2 separate regions of the Homo sapiens genome follow, and region 1 is linked to region 2. A link is a loop called in an ENCODE intact Hi-C map of the cell type or tissue named here. Cell type or tissue: gastrocnemius medialis. All regions are shown on one strand. Each heading gives the region's core, and the rest is flanking DNA. Links, peaks and the distances in the headings are about the cores only.

Evidence for each region. A loop is a pair of places that touch in the nucleus more often than their neighbours do. Peaks named below come from ENCODE experiments on the same cell type or tissue, not always from the same donor. Only the 100,000 strongest peaks of a DNase experiment are listed, where the experiment ranks them.
Region 1: it touches region 2 in a loop (6-fold over the local background); 3 of 110 quality-filtered maps call a loop at or near these places.

What each region holds. Positions count from the first base shown.
Region 1 is chr12:80,633,320-80,636,243 of GRCh38, forward strand. PTPRQ (protein tyrosine phosphatase receptor type Q) reads left to right here. Exons shown (of 45, transcript NM_001145026.2): 35 at 1,626-1,754. All of the region lies in intron 1 of LOC105369867 (a long non-coding RNA gene), which reads right to left. Among named protein-coding and RNA genes, the nearest start is that of MYF6, 73 kb to the right of the region's middle. In gastrocnemius medialis, for the core only: no CTCF peak of the experiment used is centred there; a DNase peak (open chromatin) is centred at 1,762; H3K27ac peaks cover 1,541 bases.
Region 2 is chr12:80,709,267-80,712,190 of GRCh38, forward strand. MYF6 (myogenic factor 6) reads left to right here. Exons shown (of 3, transcript NM_002469.3): 3 at 1-208. Among named protein-coding and RNA genes, the nearest start is that of MYF6, 3.1 kb to the left of the region's middle. In gastrocnemius medialis, for the core only: a CTCF peak has its summit at 1,350 (motif pointing left); a DNase peak (open chromatin) is centred at 1,325; H3K4me3 peaks cover 1,485 bases; H3K27ac peaks cover 2,500 bases.

The DNA of each region.
Region 1 (2,924 bases), core at 301-2,800, 76 kb before region 2:
CCAGCTTCCTTATATGGTAGACCCCCTTCTCATGCTTACTTTCTGAACATGTCTGTGCTGAATTTTCCAAGTGTATCTTTCCATTCTCAGCATCAGCATCCTACTTCCCTTATTATTTACAGGGCCTCGTTGGAAATCTTACTTCTGACCTCAAAATCTAGCTTCTTAAGGCAGATTGCCGAGTTAAAGGGACCTTACATTTGTAAAGTAAACTTTCTACCAATTTCCTAAATAGTTCAATAGACTATTTTTATTTCAACTGAAGAATGTAGTTCTGTATTCTAAATGCCATGCATTATGGTTCATCTTGACTCTCTTAAAGCATAATTTTAATAGATAATTTGAAAGGCTCTTGAAAAAGATATTTTCTCTATACCACATAACTATTTGCAGATTTAGCCAGAAGACAGTGAGAGAGTTATCATTCGAGGCACTTTGAATGCTATAATGTGTAAAATATGGGCCTTTCCCTAAGGAGTATGGACTGGCCACATTTATGTAATTTCCCTGCTCTAAAATCTTTTCTGACTTCTCATTTCTCTACAAGATGAACTCCTTGTGTGAGTAGGAAATGGTCCTCCTTATTCCCCACAACTTGCCTACTCACTAGCTAAAGAGATCTATTCTCACCTGAACATTCCTTGGGCTTTTATACATTCTGCTTTTGTTCAGTCACCCTGAAATGTGCTTCCTCCTCCTTCTCATCCTGGGACATCCAAGTCAAATTCTACTTCTTTACCTCCTCTAAATAATAATAACTATTTATGTAACTAATCAGGCACTGTCTTATGTGTTGTAATTTGAATCTTTTTTTCTCTTTTCATGTTTTTTCTGCATTGAAATCTTGCCTCTCAACTAAATTGTAATGTCTTTGAGGGTAGGGAACATGTTTTATACTTTCCATATCATCCTTGATGTCCAACTCTTAATAAATACTAAATATTTGAAATGTGAAAGATAGAATAGCTAAACATTACTTTGTAATATACCATACTGTGTCATGGAGAAATAAGCATTTAAAGGGTTTAAGATGAAAAGAATCTGATTTGATTCTCAGATTCATGTGGCTTTTATTTTTGAACCTAAGTTTTCTGATTGTAAAGATAATATCTACTCACAATATTTTTATAAAAATTCAATAAGATAATTTGAAAATAATTTTTAAGTATTTTCATGCATGTAAAAATATTTCATATATGTGAACACAATGGGGCATTATCTGTTAGCAATACTATTGATAGCATTGAACTATTTTCACTTTGGCATAGTTCCTTTATATGACAAATCAATGACATAGCTAGAGAGAAGAGAAACAAGATCACAACGTAAGTCTTCTTGGCTCTATATTTAAATGTACCAATGGCTCAGGCCTTCGTCAACTAATTCTTCTTAAATTTAGAACTTCATCCCAATAACTTATTAGAAAAAAAAGAAAGTAGAATAGGTTCTATGGAATTAAAACAAGAAAAAGAAGTCGAGTAGCTATAAATTTGCAACATATTCAGAGAGGTGATTTTAACAAGGAAATTATTTGACTAAATGTCTTTACTTAAAAAGAAAACTAAACCTAATTTTATATACTTTGTGTGAAACTCCCTTCTTGGACTTTACTCCGCTTGTTTTAGAATTCGACAGAAGCAGAAAGAAGGTGGCACATACTCTCCTCAGGATGCAGAAATTATTGACACTAAATTGAAGCTGGATCAGCTCATCACAGTGGCAGACCTGGAACTGAAGGACGAGAGATTAACGCGGTGAGCACACTCCTCTGGGTGAACTGTGGTCCAGAGGGCCTGGAGCCATGACCCTATTCTGACCTATGCTTGTTGGAAGTGTTTGTGGGGCTCTAATTTACACAGGTCACAGAGATCTTCTTTCAAAGAGTGACCTCCGTCTTCTACACACTTCTCACTGCTGTTCAGAGAATCACTTAATCTTCCTAATATTTTGAGTTAAATATGAACTTTGGACTATAATGTTCAATCAGGATTATTTTCCTGGGACAAATATTTTTCCACATTAAACCTTTGACATTATGTTTAATAATTCATTTCATATGATAGATTTTTACATTAAACTTTTCTGGAAGTGTCCACATTTTCAATCACAGGTTTAAATTAATTAAATTTATAACTACTTGATATTATTTATATCCATTTTTATAAAAGCTTTTTAATAACTATTTCAGTATAAAAGTACATAAAAGTCTAAGTTGTATATGATATCATTTTTACATTTCTTTGTATTTAAAAATTAAATATAAAGTAAAAAGTTACCTTCAGAGGGAAAAGTAAAAACATGTGTACTAAATATGTTTCATTGGTACCTATTGGAAATAGTAAAGTACATAATTTTAAAGAAAAAATAATTATAAATCCTTTTAAAAGCATTATCAATTATTCAAAATGTTGGCACATTATAAAAACTTGTCTATTAAGATAATTCATCAAATTCTTAATGAAAACTACCATCAGGCTATTTTAACGTTTGCATTTTTATAAGATTCAATAACATGTAATGCTTATAAGCACAAAGTAGTTGTTACCAAGTATTTGCTCAGCTCTGTTAAAATTAAAAAAATTATTATTAATTTTGAAAATATGGCATCAAATGTCTTGGACTCAAAAAGTTATTCATTTGTAGTTGTCACTTGTTAAAGTTGGTCTTTATCTAATAGATGGACTTTGCAAGTATATTTCCAGCATATCTAAAAATACCTAATATGTGCTATAGAGGGAAGTGTCATCTGATAAGCAAAGTCCTTCCAAATGCTACAAAATGAAGGTTATTCAATGTTATCACTAAATTGCAGGGAAATGTGTTTTCTTGGATATGACAGCTGACTTTTTAAACATTCAGATGTTGATCTTTGTGTTCTAATACAGTGGTCCTATCCACAAATGGATAGTACTCCAAAGATTTAA
Region 2 (2,924 bases), core at 175-2,674:
TCCTTTTGTGCCATGTTCAAAAGAAGTTCATTCCTGTCTAAAGTGGGAAAGTTGCATTTAATGTTAGGGGTATTTAATGTATTTTTGTAAATAGTTTAACACTTTCTTTTTTTACGTAAACCTGAAATATATTTTAAATGTGGAATGATGTATATAAAATGTGCGAGGATCCTGGTATTGTAATATTAAAAAGAAGTTTCTATATGAACAAAGTTGGTCCTAATTTGATGGAACTGGAAAAATATGTTTGGAGGCATGTGTACAAAAATAAAGAGGAGCCATATTTTAATTTAGACACCACACAAGCCCATTTATTTGGGTGTTTCCTTACATGCCAATTGAAAGGAAATTTGGCTTTCCTTAGTCTGAATTAAACTGGATACTGTTCTCTCTCTCGTAGACCTCACACTTGTCATTGGAAGTGAATAGTGCCCAGAAGAAAAATGTCATTTTTCCTTTTATCAGCATCTTTTTCCGTCTGGTTTTACACTCCTATACCTGGAGATCTGGGTGAGATTTACTTACCCAAAGTTAACAATGGAATTTTCAATCTAGGAAAATATGGTTGCAAGAAATTACCACACCAAAACTGTGCTCATTTCCCAAAAAGATCTTCAGCGGATTTACCCACAAACGGCCTTCCCTCTTAGCCTTCCCAGGCCGCTCTTGTCCTGAAGTGTGGATCTGGAGTTCCCGGGGCTGCATCCGGCATCCTCAGGGCCGGATCTCGGGCCCCCTCCCCAGTTTTCTTGAACTAGACTGGTCCCTAGCAGACTGGAATATCCTCAAGGCCTCGTTTGGCTTGGGTTTGTTTTCCATATACGAAAGATAAAAGAAATGGGCAATCTGTCTCTGGAGGTGGGGTGGGCTGCTTTGAAGGGAGGGCGGCTTCAAGTGAGGGAAGGTTTCAATGGTTGAGGGCAAAAGACAACAACAACACACATGCAACCTCTTAGCCGAGCCAAACAGCAAAGCCCCAAAGAGGCTAGAAGCCCCAGGAGCTCCTCACCATGCGGATTTTACAACGTGTGCCAGGTTTGTTTATCCTGTAACCTCAGGAAGAAACGACCACCAAGAAACACAGTGGGAAGTGAGGCAGATGAGAGGAGGAAGCCATTTCTTTTGAATTGCGACTCCTCTCTTAGATTCTGTAAGTGGCACCTTCACTCCCTTCCCCCACCCCTGAACTTCTACCTTTCCTCCTCCTCCCCAACAGCTAGTCTTCAGTTAGCAGACGTGAAAATCAAATCGGATTCAGTATTTCCCAGCCCACCCTTTCCTTCCTAACCCTCCAAAGGCTGTACTTTCTTGTTGCGCACCTAAGTTCCAGATAGCACCACAGACAGTGCCCCCTGGAGGTACAGAGCTGTATCTTGCCCCTTTTTCCTCTCAGAAAGGAAAGCCTCTTCCTGGCGATAGTAGTCACTGCGTTTTCTGAGTATATGGGAAATTCAGATTTCTTCTGAAACAAATTTAAAAGGCAGAAAGGTTCATAGTGGAAGCTGACATTGACATACAATCTCTTTTAAAGGTTTGGGAGAGGTAGGTGGGAGATTTAGCTGAGCCTGTGTGGGGTTGGCTACCTAGATGGAATCCAGGCTGCCACTGTCTAGGGCTAGTCACTGCTCATTCTTAGTCCTGTTTCCTCCTGAGGTTGTGAAGATTCACTGAGATAACACATGTGAAGTGCTTAGCCAAAATGGCACAAAATAAACACTAGATGCCAGCTCTCTTCTTCATTAGTCAATTCAAAGACCCTTTTCTTCCATCAAAAGCCATAGTTTCTTCAGCCTTTCCTTGCTCTGGCTGGGGAAAATATTGACAACAATGAGAACAAAAGCAACATAAATGAGCCATTCTTAGTATTTAAATATTAACTCATAATCCTACAACAGATGAGAGAGGTACTGCGAAGATCCTTGGAACAGAGTTTCCTGCACTTGGTTAAGTACTGCATAGAGCCAGGATTCAGAGCCAGGCAATTATCAGTGGATTCAAGCCTGTGTTCTTAACCATCATGCTCTGTGAAACAGATGCCTTGGCACATTGTTAATTTCTTTCTTTCCTCCTTTTTTTTTTCTTTTTAAGGGGTGATGTGTCCCTGTTGCCCAGGCTTGAACTCCTGGATTCAAGTGATCCTCCAGCCTCAGCCTTTCAGGTAGCTGGGACTACAGGCCCATACCACTGAGCCCAGCTTGCCTTGGGAAATTAATAAGCAACATTTTATGGTCTGGGGAAAAATTTGGCTCTCCTTGGCGTTTGTTTTCTAAAAGCTCTCTCTCAAGAGTGGCTAGCTACCGAACTCCAAATTAGAGCAGTAACTTAAAAAAATAAGTGGTAAAGCATTTCAAATTATCCAACCAAAACATGTGTGAATATGTCTGGGTAGTGTCTATGCCCATTAATTATGCTTATTAGATGCCCATCATTTTCTCCCTGAGAATCAATAGGGATTTTCCCCAAATTGTATATATGCACACTTCTATTTTTAAAATTCAAATTTATTATGCAACACAAAATAATGTAACTGATTAGGTGAACTCATTTAATTTATAATTTAGCCTATACTTATAGTAAGATCTGTGTTATAAATGGCTCAACAGCAGAATGCTTTTATTAATTCGTGGACTTTACTTGTTGATGGATTTTATTCAGTCTTTGCAAGCCAAATCCTCTCTATCTCTCTTAGCTGGGTAACTTGAGAAATTGTTTGGAATAAGTTTGCCTATAGAAGTCTCTTCATTAAATAGAGCAAATATTTCCCAAAGACTTCATGTGACCTCCACTGCTACAGATGACATGTTAGGCTTTCCAGTGAAATCCTTGGTGTGTTTGCAATTAAAATGTTTTTGTTTGATATTAATGATGATAATCTTTACTGAGGCCAAAGCCAAAATAAACAGGGCTGTGGAAGCAGATAATCA